2 separate regions of the Homo sapiens genome follow, and region 1 is linked to region 2. Evidence: read pairs that join two places in POLR2A ChIA-PET (ENCODE). Cell type or tissue: PC-3. All regions are shown on one strand.

Evidence for each region. Peaks named below come from ENCODE experiments on the same cell type or tissue, not always from the same donor. Only the 100,000 strongest peaks of a DNase experiment are listed, where the experiment ranks them.
Region 1: POLR2A ChIA-PET joins it to region 2 with 10 read pairs; 2 of 35 experiments call an interaction of 5 or more read pairs at or near these places.

The regions. Positions count from the first base shown.
Region 1 is chr12:85,832,337-85,840,336 of GRCh38, reverse strand. RASSF9 (Ras association domain family member 9) reads left to right here and starts at 3,928. Exons shown (of 2, transcript NM_005447.4): 1 at 3,928-4,182. The coding sequence starts at 4,136. In PC-3, no CTCF peak of the experiment used is centred here; no DNase peak of the experiment used is centred here; H3K4me3 peaks cover 1,515 bases; H3K27ac peaks cover 523 bases.
Region 2 is chr12:85,647,606-85,655,605 of GRCh38, reverse strand. No RefSeq gene overlaps it. Among named protein-coding and RNA genes, the nearest start is that of RASSF9, 180 kb to the left of the region's middle. In PC-3, no CTCF peak of the experiment used is centred here; no DNase peak of the experiment used is centred here.

The DNA of each region.
Region 1 (8,000 bases), 180 kb before region 2:
ATTTTCATTTAATTGCGGAGAATATACATTTATTCTTTTTCAGGTATAATATGTCATCTTCAATGTTGATTTTTCATATGTTAATCTATTTGAAAGGGAATACATCTTTTCTATCTATTTTGTCTGAGCTTCATGTCATAAATGAATGAAAGGACATTATATTTTCTACTATCAAACATTTTTTGCACATTTTATGGTTTAAGAAAAGTAGAAATTATATGGATAAGTAGCCATTTTTCTTCTATAAAGACTTCTTATTTGTTCAGAAAAGGGATTAATGTATTCTCATAGTTTTTCAGGATGTAATTTTCAGGAAGCCAAAACATGAATTTCATACAATTATGTAGCGAGCAAGTGACAAAATTGACTTAACTCATTAGTGAAGGATCCAGCAGAATTATAAAGCTGGTCCAAAAGAGAGTAAGAAAGACTGTTACGGATAAACAGTGAATTAAAGACAGAATGCTGAAAGAAAATTAAATAAATGTAAAGTTGGTTGATGTTCTACAAGGCAATAAAACTACAACTTTTGTGTTATCTTTCCTACTAGATAAAATAATTAGTATTGCTACTGAACAACAAAATTTACTCTTTTTTAAAAAAACAATTTAACATCTAATCTCATGGACTCTCAGCCTAATAAAAATAGTAAGTAAGAAAAAATGCATTCTTCCAGAGAATCATTGAAAGGGTCTATTAGACAATAGTCCATTATATCTTTGAAATAACATGCAGTCATCCATTTGTTTTATTTTCAAGTGTGAGATAATTTATCCAACCCTATAATAAAAATAGTACTTAGGTTAACACTATATGTCAGCGATTGGTACGCATTATTTCATTTAGTTCTCAGAATTAATATCAATTAGCATAAGACTTTTTCTGAAACTTATTATTTTCTTCCAAGAAGTTTTTATGAGAAAAACTTGAATGAGAGTTTGAATATTTTGAAGGTTATTGCTCTACATAGCCAAATTCATTTCTCAAAAAAGATATGCCAATTTTTAATATTTATGCAGAGTAGTATACTATGATCATCATATGAACACTATTGAGCATCATCATTTTAAAAAGTAGTCAATTTGGTAGATGTGAAACAAAGTCTTGTTTCAATGTAACTATACAATACCTAGTTACTAGTGAAGGTTACTTAAAAGTACTAGTACATATACGGGGTATATATTTATGGGGTACATGAGATATTTTGATACAAGCATACAGTGTGTAATAATCACCTCAGGGTACACGAAGTTTTCAGTTCTTCAAGCATTCATTATTTGTGTTTCAAACATTTTAAATTGTACTCCTTCTGTTATTCATTATTCTAAAATATACAACAAATTATTGCTGATTGTAGTCAATTTTTTAAAGCATGGTTTTAACTGGACATGGTGGAACATACCTGTAGTACTAGCTACTTAGATGAGAGACAAAACGATTTCCTGAGTTCAGGAGTTTGAAGCTGTAGTGTGTAACAATTGTGCCTGTGAATAGCCACTGCACTCTAGCCTGGGCCACACAGGAAGATCCTAACTCAAAAAAATAAAAAAATTAAAAATTAAAAAAAAACAATGGTTTCGTTACTTTCTTTTAAGATTGCTTTTGCTTATTTTTCTATTAAGGCATTAGTATTCATGTTTTTTTTATTCCTTTCCACTTCTACTATCTGAGAGACATTAACCCTTTGTGCTTTTTCTTTCAGCTTTATTAAGGTATAATTGTCAAATAAAAATGGAATATATTTAATGTGTACAAACCCTTTTATGTGTAATTCTTATACATCAAAGAGCTTGTCATGAAAAATATTAACAGGGCATTTTGTGTGAGGATTAATGACACCTAAATGAAACTCATTTGTGATAACCTGAAACTCAACACAAGATTATGCTAGTAAAGACATAGTATTGTTTCCTCATTCCCCATTAAAACTCTTTTATTGAAAAATATAGTACACATATGTATATAAATAATGTTACTAAGCATGGAGAACCGAAACTAAAGGAAACAGGGATATTTGCAAATGTGAAATTATTTGCAAATTGACTGCAACAATTATATTAATAAGTAAACAGTATAGCTTTAAGGGATTACATTTTGAAGAACTTAGAATAACTAGGTAAACTTCCATAATAGTTTAAATCATTTCTTGTGAGGTGCTAGTAAAACAAAATCAAGAACGGAAACAGAAATACACCCAAGATTATGTAGCTTATGTTGCATGTGAAGTGCATATATACATAGCATGTAATACATATATATATATACACACACATATATATACTTATGTTTACAAAGATGAAGATGTTTATACAGATGTTTATACATGTATATATGTGTACATATATACATATATATACACAGAACATGTCATTACTATTTTTGGTGTCTTGATTTTCTCTGGAATCACTGACCATATCAAATTAAGATGGGTATGTATTTTTTAGTTATCCTAACTCCCAGGGATATAAAAAGGTAACTAAACTTTAACATTGGCTATTGTAATGTTTTTCACTTCATAATGATTTGGGTGCATATATGGATATAATATATGATTTATTATATAAAATTATAAAGAAAATATTATAAATAATGAAATAGTATAGGACACATGTGTATATGCACATACAGAAACATGAAATATAGATGAATAGAGAAAGATTATGATAATAAATAATGAAAAACATGATTTATCTGAGCACTGCATAAATCAGTGTGTATCAGAATCATGGAAGACCTTGAGATTATTTTTTTGTTTGGTGTTGTTGGGGGTAGGGGATAAACTCCCAAAGTAAGTAGGAGCGATTCATATTCTTTGCCAAGGCTCAGAAAGAACTCACAAGTTTGTTGGCTTTCCTTTCCCTCCCTCCCTCATCGTCTGCCTGGGAAGCCCATGATTAGAAGCCTGGCGGGGTGGAGGGTGGTGGGGTGGTTTTAGGAGGGGCAAAATCCCAGTAAAACACGTCCATGAGAAAGCTCTCCTGGCCCTTGCCCCTAAATAGTGCTTTCCCATGAGTGCCAGGTACCTGGTGGGAGCTGCGCTGGGCCTCCCACAGGCACCCGAACTCTCCCATCTCCATTCCTCTGCCCTGCTTCTGGATTCGAGCTCTCCTGGGACCAGATGAAGCCCTCCCTCCCTTAGACTTCCACTTCACATTTCGAGCTCCAGCAGATCCCCTCGGTGTGTCTTCTTTACTCCTTGAGGGGCAGGAGCAGTTTGCTTTTCCTCTGAAATTCCCAGGGCTCTAAAGGCCCAGTGAATGTCAAAGATGGGGTAGGGGTCAACATAAACGCCTTGGGAGTCAAACACTAAACTCCAGCTGGTTCCTAGACCAAACTGTGATGCATCAGCCCTGGAGCCCTGTGGTCCTTCAGGTCCTTCGACTTTTGCAAGATGAACTTGAGAGTGTGGAGCAGGGGCCTGGAAGAAACTCTTAAGACCGTGAACTCAGGGACTTAACAATTCTAAGTGGTCTGTGAGTCCACCTTGATCCGGTTTCCAGCTTCCCTCTCCCTAATATATTTTAAAGTCCTGACACCCTGGCAGGGGATCTGGGGTCGAATGAGTTGGCAAAGAGAGTTCTCAGCAATCCCTCATGCTTGCCATGATCAGATGACTTTTCACAGACTGGAGCTGACCAGGAGTTGGGGGATATTTACTTTTAATCCTTTTATGTGTGTTCAGTACACCTTGTGTGGTTGGGTGTGGAAAGCGGGGGAGGGGGGATTTCCAGATCGAGTGAAACTCCCGTTCCATTGGTATTACCATGCTTGTGGGGTTGGCAGTTCTTTAAGTCTGCAAATAACTACAGAACACAATAGAGTCCTCCTCCCTTCCTCTCTCTCTCTTTCTTTTTTTTTTTTCTTTTCCTGCTTCCAAACGCCTTCTTCGAGGCTGAAGCTGGGCAGGTCTCCAGAGGTGCAGCAGCCACAACAATCCCGCAGTTCAAAGTTAAGCAGCAGTTGCACAACTTCCAGCAACTTTCTCAGCCGGCTACTAATGAGCTGAAAGCCAGGAACATCCGAGGAGAAGAGAAAGCTTCCAGCCCTCCTCCCTTCACCCTGGAAATCCAGACACCCCCACCCCCACCCTCAGATCACTTTAAGATAATTTCTTTATTCGTTTGCCCGACAGACCATGGCTCCCTTTGGAAGAAACTTGCTAAAGACTCGGCATAAAAACAGGTAAAGTCAAGCGTGTGAGTAAGTGTGTGTGTGTCTCTGTGTGTGTGTGTGTCTTGTGTGTGTACTCTGGACCCTACCTGTGAAAGTATGTGTTTTGTGGTTGTTAGATTCTGATAAAAAAAGGCTTCGTGGGGACACAGTCCTAGCCTAAGGAGTTAGGCTAGTATGAATACCTAGATAGTAAGGATATTCTCCCAGTATTGATGATGGGAGTGACCAGCTCAAGGATCGCAGAGAATAAAGAGTGATTATATTTGACTCCTTTCTCCCCTTTTGACCAGTCCTGTTTCCACAACTAGCAACATAAACAGTTTCTTTTTTTGTTGCCCTGGGCATTTGAGGGTAGTACAATAAAAAGTGTCATTTTGTTTCAACAGAACTTTAGAATATTGTAGAAATAATTAAAACTTTGATAAAGATGTAACTAGTATTTATAGCCACTAAGTAGGATGAAAAATAAAACTGCTGATACAATTCAGAAACAATGCTTTGGCTCCCCTGAGAGTGAGGCATTCCTGAAACCTGGAATGTTCCCAAAGTGGAAACACTCTGGAGAGAAACTTTGTTTGAATTGATTCTTTAAAAAATCTTTGAGAATTTTAGGTAGTTTTAAGCACTAAAGAAGGATTCAAGCAGCTATCCTCTCTAATCCTTATTATTACTGTTTTACTTTGATTTGATTTGATATTTCAAGCTTGAAATGCCCATAGTATAAATAAGTTACTCAAAACACACATACACACACGTATTTTTCTAGGGACAGTATGTCTGTCTTAGTCTTATTAAATATTTTATTTACACATCAAATGTTACGTTTTCATGCCAAAAACTTGAGAATAAATTTAGACATGGGCTATATTTTTTTAAAAATATATTTATTTTGGCATAGGGGATTGTCCACCACTTTTCTCTCAATCATGCCTGTTTGTACTTGTCATAATTTGCTCAGTGCAGATTCAAAAGGATACAATTACATGGTAGGAAATGATATAATTATTTTAAAGTGTCTACATGACAATATAGAGTAATACAACTTTAAAGTAAATCTCCATACTTTATTTTGCGCACACATGTCTACTTTGAAAATCCTGTTTTTAACTCATTCCAAATGTATTCATGATTTAGGTGACAAAATTTCCTTTAGAAAGTAAATGGCCTTAATAAATACTGTAAAAGTTTCTAAGTAAGCTTTATTTTCTAATAATTTGACAATATTTCACAAATATGCTATTTATGGTAATTAAAGATAATGAAACTATATTAAAATAAAGTGGTTTGAGTATTTAAAATTTGTGTTTTGATGGTGACAATGCATTTTAAAATATTCTAGAATATTCCAGAAAAGCCTCCCCCAAGCCAAAAATAAAAATACTCTGTTTTTTAAATGATATTTTTGTAGTGGTATTTTTGTAGTATTATTTTGGCATTTGTTTAAATGTCATCAAATGTATAAAAATACTCTGGAAAACTTTATGGTTTCATAAATCAAGTTGTGTTTCTGGCATACTATCCCTGTAGTCAGGGCTTTCTGTTTGTTTGTTTGAGGTTTTTTTGTTTTGCTTTAGCAATTTGAGATTTCTGTCATTGGTATGCCAAATACAGGGCAATAAAACTTTGCATGCGCCCCTGAGTTTCCCTCAGGGAAGTGCATTCTTCAATTTCATTACATCAGTTCTGCCACTCTACTATCTACTCTACCTATAAAACTAGCTTTCTTTCGAGGAGGTGAGTATGCAAACATTTTTTAAAAGTTTTCTATGCAAAATTATGAAAAGGTGAAAATAAAAATAAAAAAGAGAGTTTAATAGTGTTGAATTTCAAGTTTCTCAGAAAATGGAATGGCTCCTGAAGATGATGCTTTGTTATAAACGCAAGTGTTTTGGAAAAGGTGGCAATAGTAAGGATATGGGTAAGCTTCTCTAATGAAAGTATTTCCCTTTACAGATTTGTATTTTTCAATCCTTAAGAAAGATTTAAACCACAGCAGTGGTCTAGGACACAAAAATATGGGTATTTCAAGTTAAGCAGTGAAAAGATCACAGAGTGTATTGAAATAGAATTAATATTTGTTTTGGTATTTACTAATGCTATATACAGGGTCTTTTGTTTTGTTTTTTCACCTTAGCAGAGGTGAGACCACAGGTGAAAATTATTTGCAAGATTAAGTTTACTCATTTTGTTTACAGTTTCCATAATGATTTGAATAACCACATTCTAAAGCACAGAAACAAAATATCTTTTCTTAAATGATGAGTGATTTATCCTTTCTTGGAAAATGTGATTTATGATAAGACAGTTATCTGATAAGAGTCACTATATTCTTCAAATACAGACATATAAAATTTATTGTACAATGTAAAGTAAGAATTTGGATAACAAATATATTTATATGCCTTATGATATATAACAGACAACAATAACAAAAAACTACTTGAGCATAATTGCATCTTTATCAGCAGGAAAATATATGAACTGTTAGAAGGAACATTGGGGATTAAAGATCATAAAATTTTGAGAAAGTCTGCTTACAGAATTTTTCTGCATGCTATTCTCTGCCTCTCTTTTCATTTTTGGTCACTCTTGGAGTGATATTTAATTACCCAAAATTGAACCTCATGAGATAGTACTATAAATGTGCTTATAATAAATGGATAGTTGAGAGTTTTAGAGACAGACAGGATGCAATTAAAACTTCAAAGTATGAGGCAATACAAAATTTTAGAAAATACAAACCATAAAGCTTGGAGAAGGTGGGGTCATATCTGTCTAGACACCATTGTGTTTTCATGTCCAGGACAGTGCCTGCCATGTGGTAGACCTACAATACAATTGTTTATTCAGTTTTGTAAACTGAATTATAATTTTTACTCAAACCATAAATATACTAATTATTTTATTCTCTATTCATCATGTGACATCAGCTGGTATTATATAAAAGTGAATACTTTTTAAAGGGTTAGTTGATATTTAATATAATTCAAAACCTAAAGAGATGGACACATAATTATATGGATTTTGAAACCAACCTAATCTTATCCTACTACATAATTTTTTTTCTAAATTTAAAGATTATTTAGTTCAACAATTTGGGAAATAGTATTCAGGAAATTTGAGAATAATAGATGCCTAAATATAAAGCCTAAAAAGTTTGTATGCCCAAATATAATCAGGCTTTTCATTTCAAACTTTCATAGAAAGACATGGAACCAACCTAAATTCTTTCTGTTTACAATGAGAGTTAATCTTTAGAATTTTTCTAATTGTAGTAATGTTTAATTGGAAGACTTCGGTTTTAAGAGAATCTGTTGCTTTTAGGAGATGAATTATTTATTTTGATTCCAGAAAAACAGAATATTCTATGACTGAATTCCAAAGATTCTTGATGCATATCTTCTTCATCAGACTTTTTGTTCAACATGAAGAATACAAATGTTTGAGAGTCTAGATATTTTTTCAGTAAGCTGTTCAAGTTCTGAAAGTGTTTTCTAAAAGTCGCTAGGGAACCAGTGTTCCTCACATAAAAGCTAAAGTAGTAAATAATGAAACACCAGTCCATTTGAGATTCATGTGGACATTCAACAATTGGATTTAGATTATGAACCTATTTACCATTCACATAGATTCCATTTGTGAATGTGATTGTCTTTATATTAGATTAGGTTTTCAAGGTAAGGATTGTTTTAATGTTAATGTGTCTAAATAGCAATCAGAAATTTTGTAAAAGTTCAGATAACTAGAATGTTATTATAAACCATTTTTTGGAACACTTGGTTGTAAGGTATGATTTCTTAGTGTTTTAATTAATAAGATTTGGAGAC
Region 2 (8,000 bases):
GTGGGAAGATTGCCTAAAGTTATCAAATCCATTTATTGAAGTTTCTTTGCTTAGAATATGCATGTTGGCAAATATATCTTGGGGAGAAATTTAGCCTTTCTATCTCAAACTAAGTAAAGGAACATGTGTCTAGATTTCATCAGGAGCAATAATTCCTACTACAGTGAAGTTCATTATAAGCATCAGAGTACTCAGTCTCTTTGCTGAAATAGTCAACTGGCATTTCTTACCATACTTTTTCTTTGTGAGTTATAGTACACCCTCTCTGAAGTATGCCCCAAAGATGATAAATGCGAGCTTTGGGTTAAGAAAGGTTCAAACAGTTAGAATAAAGAATTCCTCTTTTAACAGAAGGCAACTATCAGAACAGGTAAAATCTAGGTATGTTCTGCCATCGTATATAATGGGGGGAATAAAGACTGTATGAATGTTTCTATTGTTCTTTGACCCTCAATAGGCATGTCTTTAGAACAGAACAAGATTGAAGAATACAATCCAACTTAGAAGCGGATATATTTCTGCATATGGAATACCCTACGGCACCCTATGGAAACATGGAACAAACAGATTTTCCTCTATCTCACTGATAAAAAATTAAGAAAAACACACAATAATTATGCAAAAATGAGAGTTTAGTACCAGGAAATAATTTTCTGATAATAATCAAGAGGTTAAGAAAATTTATGACGTTATTATGAATAATTAATGTAGGTCTCAATATTTTATAATAATAATAAAAAGGGGGAGTGGCCAAGATGGTCAACTAGAGGCAACTAGTGTGTGTGACTCTTATGGAGAGAAACAGAGGGGCAAGTAAATACAGCACTTTTAACTGAAACATTCGGGTACATACATTGGGACTAATCAAGGAAACTACCAGACCCACGAAGAATGGAAAAAAGCAAGGCAGGATGATAGCCCACTCAGGAGCAACATGGAGCCAGGGGAACTTCCCCCACCCAGGGAAGTCGTGATTGAATGTGAAACCCCAGGAACTCATGCTTCTCTGACAGATCTATGCAACCTTATGTCAGGAGATCTCTCTGTGAACCCACTCCACCAGGACCTTCAGATTGAAGGTCCAAAACTATATGGAGTCTCAACAGAGCAGCTATTCAAGCACATGTGGAGACCCAAGAGCCTTAGAAATGCAGGCTTTCCAGGCCTGCTTGCAAAATAGCTGCAACTCCAGCAAAGTGGGAGTTTAGACCCCTGTACATATCCCTAGGAAAGGAGTTAAATCCAGGGGGCTGAGCAGTGACAGTTTGCAGGCTTCACTTCCATGGCACCTCACAGGATAAGACCCACTGGCTTGGAATTCCAGACAGCCACCAGTAGCAGCTTTATCTCTCCCTACAAAAACTTGGCCAGAATGCTTGTTTAAGCAGGTCCCCAACCCTTTGCTCCTCACTGGGTGGTACCTCCCAGCCAGGGTCTCCAGCCACCCCCAATGGTGTTTTCAGGTGAACAGAGATTTGAAGCCACCCTGGGACAGAGCTTCCAGAGGAAGGGGCAGACCACCATCTTTGTTGTTAGGGTGACCTACCTGTTCCAGCCTTTAGGCTTTGGAGATTTCAAGCTGATTGGGAGTAGAAATGGACCCCCAGCACACCATAGCTGCTCTATAAAACATGGCCAGATGGCTTTTATAAGTGAGTCCCCAAACCCATTCCTCCTCACTGGGTGGGACCTCCAAATGGGGTCTCTAATCACCTCCTACAGGTGCATTTGGGCAGGACACAGGTCCATAGCTCCCTGGAATGGAGCTCCCAGAGGGAGGGGCAGGCTGCCATCTTTGCTGTTTCACAGCCTTCACTGATGATATCTCCAGGTGAAAGTCTGAGGTGACTAGGGACTGGATGGGACCCCCAGCATACCACAGCAGCCCTACAGAAAATTGTCCAGATTGTCACATGGGTGCCCATTTCCATATCTCCTCACGAGGCAAGGACTCCAGGCCTGGGCCTCCAGGCATGCTCCCTTTTAGAGCTATGGAGCCAGTAGCGGTTCTGCAACTCCCTAGACAGTGTCTCCAGGAGCACTCCAATTCCTCTGCAGTAGAATTGCCCTTGCTACCCTCGGACTAATGAAGGAGCAAAGACCCTAAGTGCTTTACCCACTCCTCCAACAAGCTGCAGTCTGACCCAAAGAGAGCAGGCCAGCCCATCTCCCATGGGTACCACCGTCCCCCCACTCATCACCAGACAGGGAATCCCCAGCTTTGATGACAGCATAAACCCTCCATCCTTAGTTGAGTATACTGAGTGATTGCTGGCCTGCATCTTTCTTGGGGGAGCCCCCTGGAAAAAAACAAAAGACCCTTGACCACAACCACTACTAAGGTCCCTTCCTCTGCTGCCTCCATGTTGGGGAAGGATCATGAACACTGAGATCACCCTGGAGCTGCAGTGGGCAGCCCAGGAGTGCTAAGCTGTGATGTACAGCCAACACTCAAGGGCAAGAGGAATTCACACATTCAGACCATTGAGAGGGAATACAATTTCAACTGTGAGGAAACACAGGAAACACAACTGAGGAAGGGTCTACCAACTGACCAGTGTACCTAAGTGCCACCTAATGGATCACACCCCAAAGCTTCAACACCAAAAATGGCTTGCTAACATATTCCCATCTAAAACCAAAAATGAGAAGTCAGCTTCAAATAGACCCTGCACAAAGCCTCGTCCCTGTGAAAAGACTCAGAAAAGAAATCTACTGACTACAAGAGATTCAGTGTACACTGCAGTTAAAGGTACACCCACATGCAGAGATGAAAAGGAACAAACACAAGAACTCTGGTAACTCAAATGGCCAGAGTGTCATATGTCTTCCAAATGACTATACCAGTTCTCCAACAAGAGTTCTTAACCAGGCTGAGCTGGGTGAAATGACATAAATAAAATTCAAAATGTGGATAGGAATGAAGATCATCGAGATTCAGGAAAACAGCAAAACCCAACCAAGGAAACTACTAACAACATTAAAACAATATAGGAACTGAAGGATGAAACAGCCAGTATAAAAAAGAACCTATCGGATCTGACAGAGCTGAATAACACAATAGAAAAATTTCACAATAAAATCACAAGTATTAACAGCAGAATAAACCAATGAGGAAAGAAACTGAACTTGAAGACTGGCTTACTGAAACAAGACAGACACAAAATTTTTAAAAAGAATAAAAAGGAATAAACAAAACCTCTAAGAAGTATGGAATTATGTAAAGAGGCCAAATCTACAAATCACTGGCATTCCTGAAAGGGAGGGGCAGAAAACAAGCAACTTGGAAAACATATTTCAGGATACCATTCATGAAATATTCCCCAACATTGCTAGAGAAGCCAACAGTCCAATTCAGAAAATACAGAGAACTCCTGCAATATTCTGCACAAGAATATCATCCCCAAGACACACAATTATCAGATTTTCCAAGGCTGAAATGACAAAAGAAAGAATGTTAAAAGCAGTTAGAAAGAAAAGGCAGGTCACCTACAAAGGGAACCCCATCAAGCTACCAGCAGACCTCTCAGCTGAAACCCTGCAAGCCAGAAGAGATTGAGGGCCTATATTCAATGTTCTTAAAAAAAAAAAAAAATCTTAAACCAAAAATTTTATAACCAGCTAAACTAAATTTCTTAGGTGAGGGAGAAATAAAATTCTTTTATGATAAGCAAATGTTGAGGGTGTTTGTTACCAACAGACCTGCTTTACAGGAGATCTTGAAAGGAGCACTAAATATAGAAAGAAAAGAAAGCCCACTACCAGCTAATACAAAAACACACTTAAATACACAGACCAGTGATGCTATAAAGCAACCATGCAAACAAGCCAGCCCAATAACAAGCTAACAACACAATGATAAGATCAAATCCACACATATCAATACTAACCTCAAATTTAAACGTGATAAATGCCCCCACTTAAAAAGCAGGGTGGCAAGCTAGACAGAAAATGGCAAGCTATGACTCAATGGTGTGCTGTCTACAGGAGACTCAGCTCACATGTAATGACACCCATAGGATCAAAATAAAGAGATGGGGAAAAATCTACCAAGAAAATGGAAAACAGAAAAAAGCAGGGGTTGCAAGCCTAATTTTAGACAAAACAAACTTTAAGCCAACAAAGATAAAAAAAAAGAGGCAGAAGGGCATTATATAATGGTAAAGTGTTCAATTCATCAAGAAGACCTAACTATCAAATATATATGCACCTAACACAGGAGTACCCAGATTTGTAAAGCAAGCTCTTAGAGATCCACAAAGAAACATAGACTCCCACATAATAATAGTGGGAAACTTCAACACTCCACTAACAGTATTAGACAGATCATCAAGGCAAAAAATTAACAAAGATACTTTGGACCTGAATTCAACATTGGAACAAATGGATCTGATAGACAGATCTCTACAGAACTCTCCACCCTAAAACAATAGGATAAACATTCTTCTAATCATAATATGGCACATACTCTAAAACTGACCATGTACTTGGACATAAAACAATCCTCAGCAAATGCAAAGGAACCAAAATCATACCAAATGCACCCACAAGCCACAGCACAATAAAAGTAGAAATTGAGACTAAGAACATTGCTCAACACTATGCAATTAAATGGAAATTAAACAACATGCTCCTGAATGAATTTTGGGTAAATAATGAAATTAAGGCAGAAATCGAGAAATTCTTTGAAACCAATGAGAACAAAGATACAACATATCAGAGTATCTGAAACACAGCTAAAGCAGTGTTAAGAGGGAAAATTATAGTATTAAATGCCTATCAGAAAGTTAGAAATATCTCAAATTAACAGCCTAACATCGCAACTGAAAGAATTAGAGAAGCAAGAGCCAATCAACCCCAAAGCTAGCAGGAGACAAGAAATAACCAAAATTAGATCTGAACTGAAGGAAATCGAGACACACACACACACACACACACACACACACACACACAAAACAACATTCAAAAGATCAATGAATCCAGGAATTGGTTTTTGAAAACATTAACAAATAGATAGGCTGCTAGCTAGACTAATAAAGAAGAAAAAAGAGGAGATCCAAATGACCACAATTGGAAATGATAAAGGGAATGTTACCAGTGACCCAAAGAAATAAAAATAGCTATCAGAAACTACTATGAACACCTCTATGCACACAAACTAGAAAACTAGAAGTAATGGATAAATTTCTGGACACATACACCCTCCCAAGGCTGAACCAGGAAGAAATTGATTCCCTTAACAGATCAATGATGAGTTCTGAAACTGAATCGGTAATAAATATCCTATGAACCAAAAAAAGCCCAGGACCTGATGGATTCACAGCCGAACTCTACCAGATATACAAAGAGGTGGTACATTCCTACTGAAACTATCCAAAAAATTGAGAAGGGAGTCCTCCCCAGCTCATTCTATGAGGCCAGTATCATCTTGATACCAAAGGCTGACAGAGACACAATAACAAAAAAAAGAAAACTTCAAGCAAATATCTTTAATGAACATTGATGCAAAAATCTTCAACAAAATACTGGCAAACCAAATCCAGCAGCACATCAAAAAGCTAATCTACCATGATTAAGTAGACTTCATCCCTGGGAAGCCAGGTTGGCTCAACTTACACAAATCAATAAATGTGGCTCATAACATAAACAGAACTAAAGACAAAAACTGCATGATTATCTAAATAGATGCAGAAAAGGCTTGTGATAAAATTCAATATCCCTTCATATTAAAAACTCTCAATAAACTATGTACTAAAGGAACATACCGCTGAATAATAAGAGCAATCTATGACAAACCCACAGCCAACATCCTACTTAATGGGCAAAAGCTGGAAGCATTCCTCTTAAAAACCAGCACAAGACAAGGATGCCCTCTTGTCACCACTCCTATTCAACATAGTATTGGAAGTCCTAGCCAGAGAAATCAGGCAAGAGAAAGAAATAAAAGGCAACCAAATAGGAAAAGAGGAAGTCAAAAATTATCCCTGTTTGCAAATGACATAATTTTATATCTGGAAAACTCAGTAGTCTTGGCCCAAAAGCTCCTTCAGCTAAAAAATTTCAGCAAAGATACAGGATACAAAATTAATGTACAAAAATCACTAGCATTTCTGTACACCACCAACAGCCAATCCAAGAGCAAAATTAGGAAGGAAGTCCCATTCACAAACGCCACAAAAAGAATAAAATACCTAGGAATACAGCTAACCCGGGCGGAGGGCGGGGGCGGGTGAAAGATCTCTACAATGAGAATTACAAAACACTGCTGAAACAAAGACACAAAGAAATGCAAAAACATCACATGTTTATGGATAGGAAGTATCAATATCATTAAAATGGCCTTACTGCCCAAAGCAATCTAGAGATGAAATGCTATTCCCATCAATGACATTCTTGACAGAACTAGAAAAACCTATTGTAAAATTCACATGGAACCAAAAAAAAGAGCCCTAATGGGCAATAATAAGGCAATTCTAAGCAAAAGGAACAAAGCTGGAGTCATCACACTATCCAGCTTTATACTACAGGGTTACAGTAACCAAAAGAGCATGGTACTGGTACAAAAACAAACGCATAGATCAATGGAAAGGATAGAGAGCCAAGATCAGACTATCTGATCTTTGACACAGCTGACAAAACAACCAATAGGAAAGAGGCTCCCTGTTTAATAAATTGTGCTGGGATAACTGGCTGGCCAAACTCAGAAGATTGAAGCTGGACTCCTTTCTTACACAACATAAAAAACAACTCAAGATGGATTAAAGACTTGAAAGTAAAACCTAATACTATAAAAACCCTGGAAGACCCACCTAGGGAATACCATCCTGACATAAGAATAGGCAAAGAAGACACCAAAAGCAATTGCAACAAAAGCAAAAATTGACAAATGGGATCTAAAATGAAACTAAAGAGCTTCTGCACAGCCAAATAAACTATTAAAAGAATAGTCAACCTATAGAATGGGAGAAAAAGGTGTAAACTATACATCTGACAAAGAGTATCTCACAACTATAAAGGAACTTATAAGAGAAAAACAACCTCATTAAAAAGTGGGCAAAGGATATGAACAGACACTTTCAAAAGAAGACATACATGCGGCCAAAAAACATGTGAAAAAAAAAAGCTCAATATCACCGATTATAAGAGAAATACAAATCAAAACCACAATGGGATACCATCTCACACCAGTAAGAACCATTATTATTAATATTAAAAAGTCACACACACACACACACACACACACACACACACACTTAATCATATAAGAAAATATATTGGGGAACTTTCATATTATTATTTAGAATAAATCAGGCACATACAAAGTGAGCTGATGACCAGATCTAGGCCTAACATATTTGATAACTGACTGAAAACTAAGCAAATGATAAAATAGATAGAACTTACTAATTTTACTATACCCTGCCTCTATGCAAAATAAAATTAAATATTCAGAAATATACATATTTTTATCAATTTAAATACAAATGTTTAAAAATTAATAAAACCTACATTTTTTTCTTCTGAATTTTTCCATATTGAATTTTCCATGGGTCAGATTAAATAAATCATTGCTACAGCTCCATGTACCCTTTATATAAAATTCCACAAATACATATTTAGTCTTTTCAACTATGCTTTGTATAAAGACAGGCACATTTGTACAGAATTAATAATGCCACACTATATACAAAGAGGACTATAGTGACTAAAATCATACATTTTTATTCAGAATTTTTGACATTCTTCTTAATTATACTTATGTACGTTTCTAACTCAATTGAATTCTTTTCTTTTTTTTTTAATTCCATAAATGGTGTATCCCTGTTAGCTTTCACTATGGCAATATCCCTGTTCTCCGTTTAGGAACACATAAATTGCATATTGTAACACGAGAAGAACCATCATTCAGCTGAATACATATTTTCATGGATTAATGGTATTTTTCAAACAAAAATATGTTCTCTATTACAGGGAAGATAACAAATTTGAAGCAAACATCT